Linked DNA regions of Homo sapiens: region 1 is linked to region 2. A link is a loop called in an ENCODE intact Hi-C map of the cell type or tissue named here. Cell type or tissue: PC-3. All regions are shown on one strand.

Evidence for each region. A loop is a pair of places that touch in the nucleus more often than their neighbours do. Peaks named below come from ENCODE experiments on the same cell type or tissue, not always from the same donor. Only the 100,000 strongest peaks of a DNase experiment are listed, where the experiment ranks them.
Region 1: a loop joins it to region 2, with 2.1 times the contacts of the local background. A loop is called at or near these places in 1 of 110 quality-filtered maps.

The regions. Positions count from the first base shown.
Region 1 is chr1:183,067,119-183,072,118 of GRCh38, forward strand. The region is part of intron 1 of LAMC1 (laminin subunit gamma 1); the gene reads left to right. Among named protein-coding and RNA genes, the nearest start is that of LAMC1, 46 kb to the left of the region's middle. RefSeq lists enhancers at 3,682-3,751, 3,762-3,811. In PC-3, no CTCF peak of the experiment used is centred here; DNase peaks (open chromatin) are centred at 2,933 and 4,373; H3K4me3 peaks cover 320 bases; H3K27ac peaks cover 3,299 bases.
Region 2 is chr1:183,232,044-183,237,043 of GRCh38, forward strand. LAMC2 (laminin subunit gamma 2) reads left to right here. Exons shown (of 23, transcript NM_005562.3): 13 at 144-300; 14 at 609-814; 15 at 2,324-2,403; 16 at 3,532-3,687; 17 at 4,417-4,561. Among named protein-coding and RNA genes, the nearest start is that of LAMC2, 48 kb to the left of the region's middle. RefSeq lists a silencer at 2,771-3,065. In PC-3, a CTCF peak has its summit at 3,126; a DNase peak (open chromatin) is centred at 2,688; H3K4me3 peaks cover 1,466 bases; H3K27ac peaks cover 3,648 bases.

The sequences.
Region 1 (5,000 bases), 160 kb before region 2:
GATACCAGGGTTTGTTAAAAAGGAACAATATTTTCTAGAAAAGCTTTAAAGTAGTCATATTCTTACAGATTTTAAATCTAGGACTTTGTCTAACTATTGATGATTTATTGAGTAGCTCTGGGATTTTTTTCAGAAATTAAAAAAAATCTTTCATCTGTACAATTTTTCAGTTTTGTTTAGAATTCTTTTTTTGTCATTGCATTTTTAAAGCACTCATTTTAATTTAATAAAACGATGAGTGTGTCTCCTAAAGTTGACCACACAACTGCAAATTGTATTTTTTGCATTTCTTTGTTGGCAGTAGTAGTTTCCTATTGGCTGTTCTGTACTTATATATATAGATATACATATATATTTTTGTTGTTGTTGTTGTTGTTGTTGTTTTTGAGAGACGGAGTCTCGCTCTGTCACCCAGGCTGGAGTGCAGTGGCAGGATCTTGGCTCACTGCAACCTCTGCCTCCCAGGTTCAAGTAATTCTCCTGCCTCAGCCTCCTGAGTAGCTGGGACTACAAGCGCACGCCACCACATCCAGCTATTTTTTTTTGTAGTTTTAGTAGAGATAGGGTTTTACTGTATTGGCCAGGCTGGTGTCAAACTCCTGACCTCGTTATCCACCTGCCTTGGCCTCCCAAAGTACTGGGATTACAGATGTGAGCCACCACGCCTGGCCACTTGTCAATATATTTAAAAATTTTTTTATTTTTGGCTTGTCAGTATTGACCTTAATATTTGTAGTATTGGGAGTATCATGATAGCAGAAAGGACTTTGGAAAATCTATTATTAGAGGGCTTCACATGGGTGCTTCTGTAATAAAATGAATGGTGAAAAGAGACTTAACCATTTATAGTTGTTGGCTTCGGATAAATCTCCCAGAAAATAAGTGGATTGGAGTCCATTAACCCAAGCTTCCCAAAGCATAATGGGAGTTGAGCTTAGGGCCTGTTTCCTAGTGAGTGACCTACTGAGGCTTAGGGGCTAGATCAAAAGGATCTGGTAGTACTGAGTTTCTTAGTACCAAATTGAAAATGGATTTCTTTTTTTTAAAAAAGGCCTTTGTTACAATCTTATTGCCTGAGATGATGTAACATGTTAATGGGTTATCCATTTTGTATTGTTTTTTTTTGTGTGTGTATGTGTGTGTGTAAAGAATACACACAATCTCAATGCTGAAATGAATTTGAAATGTAAACTAATTATTTTCAAGTGCATAGGATATTACAGTCTAAGGTAAGAAACAGTAAGCTAGTACTCATTTGTTGTGCTAAGCAAATTACTAATTATTTAGGTGAGCATGAAGAAGAAAACCAAACCAGAAAGGTTTAGGGATATTAATGTTCTTCAAATTAGTTAAGAAAGTTAGCAGCAGCCACTGAATGAGGACCTACTATGTGTAAGCATATTTTATGCTCATTTTCCTCACAAGAACTCTATGAAGTAGATATCAAATTATTGCAGGTCTCTAATTGCATATCCAGCACTCAAGGCAAGAGGTGTTTCACAATTCATGACTTTTTTAGGTTTTTAGAAAAGTGACACATGGGCTGGGCACGGTAGCTCATGCCTGTAATCCCAGCACTTTGGAAGGCTGAGGTGGGTGGATCCATGAGGTCAGGAGATTGAGACCATCCTGGCTAACATGGTGAAACCCCATTGCTACTAAAAACACAAAAAATTAGCCGGGCATGGTGGCGGGCGCCTGTAGTCCCAGCTACTTGGGAGGCTGAGGCAGGAGAATCGCTTGAACCCAGGAGGCGAAGGTTGCAGTGAGCCGAGATCGCGCCACTGCACTCCAGCCTGGCAACAGAGCGAGACTCCATCTCAAAAAAAAAAGAAAGAAAAGTGACACAGGTATATACTTTATATCAGTGGTCCCCAACCTTTTTGGCACCAGGGACTTGTTTTGTGGGAGACAGTTTTCCACTGTTGAATTCTGCCTGGAGTATATGTTTTAAAATTCAATATGTAACTTCATATTACAGACTCTCTACTGTACCTGCTATATTGTGTATTACAACAACATCTGAACTCAGTGAATGGTTTTAGGTTCATTGTCAGGACTCTGGGTCCATTTATATGGCATATAAGCATTTTAACTTGTTTCTTGCCATATTTTCAAAACAGCCTTGTGTATGTCTGGGAACAATAAATAGGGAGTTTCATTATCACTGTTGTGCTAATGCATGTTTAAAGTTAGACAGATGAGTAGCTGTTCATCAATATATGTAAAACCTAGAGAAATGATTAGCTATTCATCAATATATGTAAAACTTAATTATTAAAAAAATGTAATGTCCTATGTCTGTGCACTGGGAGATCCAGGAAAGGTAAAAGTTAAGTCATTATCCTCAAGGAGATTACAGTCTAGTTGGAGGTGTATATTATACTATTTATTCTGTTGTTTCAGTGGGATTTGTTGTGGGAGAGAAAGGTAAGTTAAACAGAAAGCCTGAAGAGAGGTCTGGGTGTCCAGTGTGTCAGGGAATGCCTCCTTCTTGTAGCATCCAACCAGATTGTTTTGGGAGTTAGAAATGTAATGCAGTCAGTCCCCCAACTTAAAGAAATACAGCCCAGACCATCTGGTATGTCACAGTTGTGTGGTAACAGCAGTAAGGAGCATCGGCTGAGTCTGAGGGGAGAGCTGGGTGCTCCTTGCACCTCCCTGGCCCTGGCAGGTCTCTTTGCTGATCTTGTGCTGCTTTCTGAGGAGCCTGTTTTTAGAATGCTTCTCCAGGTAGCCAGCACCAGTGGACCATCATTGAAGTAGGAGTGGGTGTTGAAAGAGATAGGGAGGGCATTCCAGGTAGATAGTGTGGACAAAGGCACCAAGCCTGAAAAAAGAATGGCCCGGTTGAATAATTTTAAGTAGTTTGAGATGGCACAGTGCCCGGCACACAGTCTCTTCATAAATGATTACTCAAAGATTGAGTGAGTGGACAGATGAATGAATGGGCTAGATTGTGGCATGTGCGTGGAATTAGGTAAGAGATTCTTAGACTTGATCATAATTGCCTAGTAAATCATTCTTCCATAGCCCTTTTATAAGGTAAATACCTAGTCATAAAGTTCAATCTGTGATTCACTAGTTATATTTGCAAATTATTTAGTCTCTGGGCCTGTTTCCTCACCTATAAACAAGGTAGTTAGGCTTGAGAACTCCTCTATTCCTTCCATCTTTAGAATAGCTATGATTTTAAGTAAAGGGACAGGGACCAACTAGTGCTTCTGTTGGGGGTTCAGAGCTGAACCTCTTCTGCTGTCCTGGCTCTTTAGGCATCTCTCTGGCCTGTCACAGAGGTTGGATGACTGGGATGCCTTGTGGATGCCCAGATGTTCCTGGGATACTTCCAGTTTTGTGGGTGATGGTAATGTCTGTGTGTTCTTCCTTTGTCATCTGGGCCGTGATTTGAAGGATATACTACCATTTGTATTTAATGTCTAGGGTGGTGAGATAAGAGCTCCTATTAGATTTTTTAACTAGAAATGGAATAAATGCTGTATCTAGTTAATAATTAGGAAAACTTTACTCATATTTTTTATTTGGGGCTTAAGGAGAAAATAAACTTTAATTTAGGGATTTTTTTTTTCCTGCTTGAATTCAGTAGGGTCTTCCTCAAAATCTTAAATGGGAGTTCTCAGTTCCCCTTGTAATGTCAACCTCGGCAAATTTCTTCTGTTGATATGGAAAGAATTGTTGGACAGGTGGTAAGGGTAACTGAGCAGTGGGTAGGGATGAGTTCAAAGAAGAGAAATCCTACAGACGATGGTTGGTTGGATGATAAATATGAAGGATTGTGTGCTGATGTATTCCCTGTGGTGGTCTGCAAGAGTGTGTGGGAGACATTTGTTCTCATTTCCTGTTTCATCACAGCCTGCCACCTGCTGTGTCGCTATACAAAGTAACATCACTTTTAAAGATTGCTGTTTAGGAAATCATGTTTTATATGTCAGGAAGCTGGGTTTTTTTTGTTTTTGTTTTTTTTTTTTTGAGTCCCATTAAAGACTGATCCAGGAAGCATCTCTCTATATGAAACTTGGTGTGTATGTGTGTGTTTGTGTGTGTGTTGACAACTTAGGAAATTGGTGATTGATGCAGAAAGGAAGACAATGAGTAACTTGGGATTGTGCCTGTATGGATGTTTTGTCTACACGTGGGTGGAGGAAAATACTTGATGCTGTGTTCTGTAGCTATTACCCTGTGGAGTTTCTCACTTGAAAATTGAAGCTGTGTCCAGATACAGCTGTAATTCAGAATAATAGCAAGCATAGTACTGTCTTTGTTTTTCTGGGCCCTGGGAAGACAAGTCTACAGCTCTTTGAGGTTCATGTGTGACTCTACATTCCGGCCTCATTATTTGGAGGTTTGATATTTGCATGTTTGCCTGCTTGCTAAGCTTTGAAACCACAGAAATCAATCTTTATGGTAGTTTGTGGTCATTTGGGACATCTGCAGAGCAGTGAAAAATTTGAGTCCCTGAAACACACACAGCTCAGCTGAAGTAAAAGGAGGTGATGTTCTGCCTTCTTGTTTCAGCTGCACTGCTGTAAATAAATATCACTTTCTTAGCCTATTTAATGCCGTATTTTCCCCATTTCTGTCCTTTTTATTGGTGATTTCACTGCCTAACATGACCCTCAAGCATAGTGCTGAAGTGCCGTCTTAAGTTCCCAAACACAAGAAGGTGTGTGCCTTAGGGAGAAGGTGCATGTGATGGGTAAGCTTTGTTCAGGCAAAACACATGGAAAACAAGGTTATATTCTGTCCAGTTGACGAAAATGTTGAGACCAGAGGTTTGCAGATGTCAACTTCTGAAACAATGATTCTGTATTCTCTAATGCAGTGTTATGTTATAGAAATACAAGTACCATGAGCAGTAAAAATTGTATTTAGAGTAGAAGCTAATTGGTCCTAGTCATGGTTCACATATCTGGGTGAACATGGGGAATTTTTATGCCTTGTGAAACATATTTTAAAAGTTACCTTTTGAAAATTAAAGGAAC
Region 2 (5,000 bases):
GGCTCCAGGGTCTAAAATTTTAACCACCATGACATGCTAAGCATTTCTGGACTTTTAGTATTATCCCCTGGGTACCTGGTATTGGATGATCCCTTGGGTACATGGTCTCCACCCTCGTTCTGATCTTTCCTGTGTGGTTTCAGATGGATCAGTTTATGCAGCAGCTTCAGAGAATGGAGGCCCTGATTTCAAAGGCTCAGGGTGGTGATGGAGTAGTACCTGATACAGAGCTGGAAGGCAGGATGCAGCAGGCTGAGCAGGCCCTTCAGGACATTCTGAGAGATGCCCAGATTTCAGAAGGTGATGAAGGCCAACTTCCCTTCAGACAGAAGAGAATTCATAGTCCTAGAAGGAATGGCTACGTTAGGTCATAGAATCTTCTATGGATATCAGTTCAGCAGTTATCTCCAGCCAGCCCTTGCAGAAGTGGAAGGACTGTCTGTGGCATTCCCCCTGGGATCTGAATGATGGTGATAAAAGAATGGTTGGATGCATTTCTCTATTGGGTTTTTGTCATTTGACCATAAGCCAGTCAACCCTCCGTTATGTTTGCTAACTCTATGCTGACCCAGAAAGTGCTCATGCTCCCTTTCCTTCTTTGCGTTCAGGTGCTAGCAGATCCCTTGGTCTCCAGTTGGCCAAGGTGAGGAGCCAAGAGAACAGCTACCAGAGCCGCCTGGATGACCTCAAGATGACTGTGGAAAGAGTTCGGGCTCTGGGAAGTCAGTACCAGAACCGAGTTCGGGATACTCACAGGCTCATCACTCAGATGCAGCTGAGCCTGGCAGAAAGTGAAGCTTCCTTGGGAAACACTGTAGGTTTTTGCTGGGCTAGAGTATTGAGAATACTGCTGTGTTGGGAGACCTACTTGTAGATCTCACTGACTCAATTTCTGTCTCTCAGTGGCTCACTTTCTGTTTCTGATCTACCTGACAGGTTGTTGGACTTCTTTTCCTTGCAACAGTCACATCTATTTATGTCTTTGGCCTTCTGAAGTTTCCTATTTTACTGCATTATGTTCTTCTCCTAAGTTCATTTATTTCTAACTACATCCTCATCTTGGCCCTGCCTCACCTCCCTTCTGCATATCTCCTAGCTTGTTAGCTCCCAGAGGGCAGGATTTACTTTAGTTCATATTTACTTTCTCAGCCTACAACACAGTGTATAGCTGTGGTAAATTTCTAGTGTATGAATGAATGGATAAATGAATGAATGAATGAAAAAGGAAGGAAGGAAAGAAGGAAGAAAGGATGGAGGAAGGGACAGAGGGAAAGAAGAACAAAGGAAGAGAGTAGGGAAGGAAGGAAGGAAGGAAGACATGGTTTTGAAAATGGGAAAAAAATGCTGCCAGTATGATTTTCTTGATGTAGTTTGTAATGTGGTAGGAGGGAGAGATTTGATTGAGCACTCTTCTATTTCTGAATAAAGAAGGTTATGGTAACAATAATGTAAATGGATGGGTGGGAGATGAATAGAGGAAGTGGAATGATAATCAGATACTATAATGAGGAAGTCACATTAAAAATAATGTGTATTGATTGTTTCCTTTATTACAGAAATGTTTGTTGTAGAAAATAAATAAAAATTCTCTATGATCCCATTACTATCAAATAACCACTGTTAAAATTTGGAATATATTCTACTGGACTTTAAATTCATATAAAAAATGTACATGTATATATTTTTATTTTTATTTTTTTTGGCTTCCAGCAGGAAAAGAATTTTTATTTTACTTTGTTGTTGTTTTGGATTTTTTTATGTATATATATTTTAATGCATCTATATCTATATACAGACTTTTTTGAACTTGGATTTCTTTGCTCTTGTCTATACATACTTTTTTTTTCTTTTTTTTTTTTCGAGATGGAGTTTTGTTTTTGTTGCCCAGGCTGGAGTACAATGGTGCGATCTCGGCTCACTGCAACCTCCACCTCCCAGGTTCAGGCGATTCTCCTGCCTCAGCCTCCCAAGTAGCTGGGATTACAGGCATGCACCACCATGCCTGGCTAATTATTGCATTTTTAGAAGGGACGGGGTTTCACCATGTTGGTCAGGCTGGTCTTGAACTCCTGACCTCAGGTGATTCACCCGCCCTGGCCTCCCAAAGTGCTGGGATTACAGGCATGAGCCACCACACCCGGCCTATACATACTTTTTAAAAATAGAATAATGGTGAATAGAGGCATGGTGTAAGTGTCAGGGTGTGGAACCCTGTGTGGCTAATGACAAGTGGTTCTGACAGGACAGATGCACCTGCTTAAGTTCCATGGCCAAGTGCAAAGCCTTAACCGATTCGCCTTAACCGATTCTCCTTTTCCCACAGAACATTCCTGCCTCAGACCACTACGTGGGGCCAAATGGCTTTAAAAGTCTGGCTCAGGAGGCCACAAGATTAGCAGAAAGGTGAGCAGCATTAGAGGGCACCTCTGCTTCAAGCCGTCTCTGCAAGGCCAGACTTGAATAAGAGTGTAGGGTATTAGGGACCCAAGCATCGTATTTATTCTCTCCAGGCTCCTTTGCAGCCATTCCCTACCTTGAAACCAGTTTTTAACCACTTGGCTTTTATTGTATGTAAGTGGCCACTGGGCAGGGTCATTTGGCAGGAGTTGGGGGTGAGGGTGTTTCTTTCCCACATTTCCCTATGACTCACAGTATGGCTGTGTTGTATGTCAGATGTGATTCCTCGGGCCACGTGAAATGAATCAGCCCTTGGAAGAGAAAGCTCTGCAGCTTTCAGGGACTCCCACACCAAGCCTGGGAACAAGTAGCAACGAGTTGTTTTTTAGCCTGTGGGGGCCAAGACTGCAGAGGGGGAACTTCCTCCTGAAAACCGGCTCTGCAGGGCCCCAATGATAACACGCAGCTCCCTTCATCCTTGGCTCTGACTAGAAATCCTACGGTGTTTAAGAGGTTTGCTGGTAGCGGTCTGCTCAGCAGGGTGGCAGGCTCTGTTAATCCCAAGTGGAATTCAGTCAGCGGAAGAGGGCTGATTTGTATATTTTGTAACATGAGCTGCCTCCTGAGCTCGTTTTTAATTTTGTTTCTTTGGGTTTTTTTTAAAGAAGCACTTTTTAGAACCAGGAGGAACCAAAAGTATCCAGGGAATTTTTATAGACATGCTTTGTCCCCCTAGTGGTGGGCCCAGTTTAGAGCTGAAGCGAAAGTGCGTAAAGGTTGGATCCTGGGTGAAATAAGACCTAGAGGTTTCTTCCTGCAGCAAACAGCTTACAGATGCAGTGTTTTATCACCTGAGACTGCTCCCACCCATCTCCACACTCCACCCCGCTCCGGGACTCCAGTGATTATGCCATAAACGGAAAAGATCACTACAAGGTCTATGACATAAGGCGAATTCTCCAAAACACTTTCTGCTTCTTGACAGCACCTCTAATTCCATGTAATTTGAGTCAGTTCTGTAGGGTTTTTCTAAATCAGACCAGCTCCCGTACTCTTTGCCCTTCGTGTAACTGAACAACCTAAAGGAAGCCCTTTGCGTGAAAACTCTTATTCTTTTGTTTTTAATCCTTTCAGCCACGTTGAGTCAGCCAGTAACATGGAGCAACTGACAAGGGAAACTGAGGACTATTCCAAACAAGCCCTCTCACTGGTGCGCAAGGCCCTGCATGAAGGAGTCGGAAGCGGAAGCGGTAGCCCGGACGGTGCTGTGGTGCAAGGGCTTGTGGAAAAGTACGTTCCTACGGGTCCTCCCGTGGCTCATTATACCTTGGATACTCCCAGGGCAAAATGCTAACCGTACTTGAGGGGCACCATGCTAGTTGTAAAAAACATATTATTAATGATAATAAGAGGGCCGAAATCATGGGAGTTTTACTTTGGGGAAAAGCAGATATTTTTAAGACTGGAAGAAAAAAAGATTGGTTAGTCTAAATAAAATTAATGTTTTGATTGAGATTACAATACTGGGAGGTATGGTCACCCTCTGGTGTTTGAAGGGTGTGAATAAACCCATCTGATGGCATGGGGAGATATAAAAATACAGAAATATATTTCTGTTATCAAGAAGTGGGGAATTTGGGATTGAATTTTTCTGACCCAACCTGTGTAAATTAAAAGGCTTATGTTTAGTGGAGAGGGACAAGTATCTGATAAATAATTTTGTTTGGTTCTTCTGGTTATTCTAACTACATACTTTCAAGACAACAGGGTGAAATTTTGCTTTTGTTAAAAAAAAAGGGGGGGCCAGGTGTGGTGGCTCACTCTTGTAGTCCCAGCTACTTGGGAGGCTGAATTGGGAGGATTGCTTGAGCGTGGGAGGATGAGGCTATAGTGAGCTGTGATCACGCCACTGCACTCCAGCCTGGACAACAGAGTGAAACCCTGTCTCAAAAAAAAAAAAAAAAAAGAATTCTCAAAGTCCTCTTTTTATTACCGCCCCCTCCCCACCCCCAACACCAGATTGGAGAAAACCAAGTCCCTGGCCCAGCAGTTGACAAGGGAGGCCACTCAAGCGGAAATTGAAGCAGATAGGTCTTATCAGCACAGTCTCCGCCTCCTGGATTCAGTGTCTCGGCTTCAGGGAGTCAGTGATCAGTCCTTTCAGGTGAGGGCATCTGGCCTGTGTGCTTGATATACAGGAGGGCCATAAATACTTTCTTTTCTGGGGGTGCCATAATATTGTTCAAACATTCAGCTTTTTCTCCATGTTGACCATTTCTGTTTTAGAGTGGGAAGAGTATTTAGCCTTCTCATTACCCATTTGCTTGTTCTTAAACCACAATCCTAGTCTCTGGAAAGGATTTGACCCATGCTAAACCTATTACTGGATAAAAGTTTTATGTATCTTCCTTAGTTCTGGGGATTGTTGAAACCTGTGGAAAATTTTTATAAAGTTTTTTTGTTTACGCTTGAGTCCAACCTATAGTATATCTCTATGTATAGCCACTCTGAGATGACTTCTTCTCAAAAGTTTTGCATTGTTTCTGCCATCAGTTCCTTTAACAATTCCAAACTTATTCGATTAAGAAGATTTTGTTTACTAC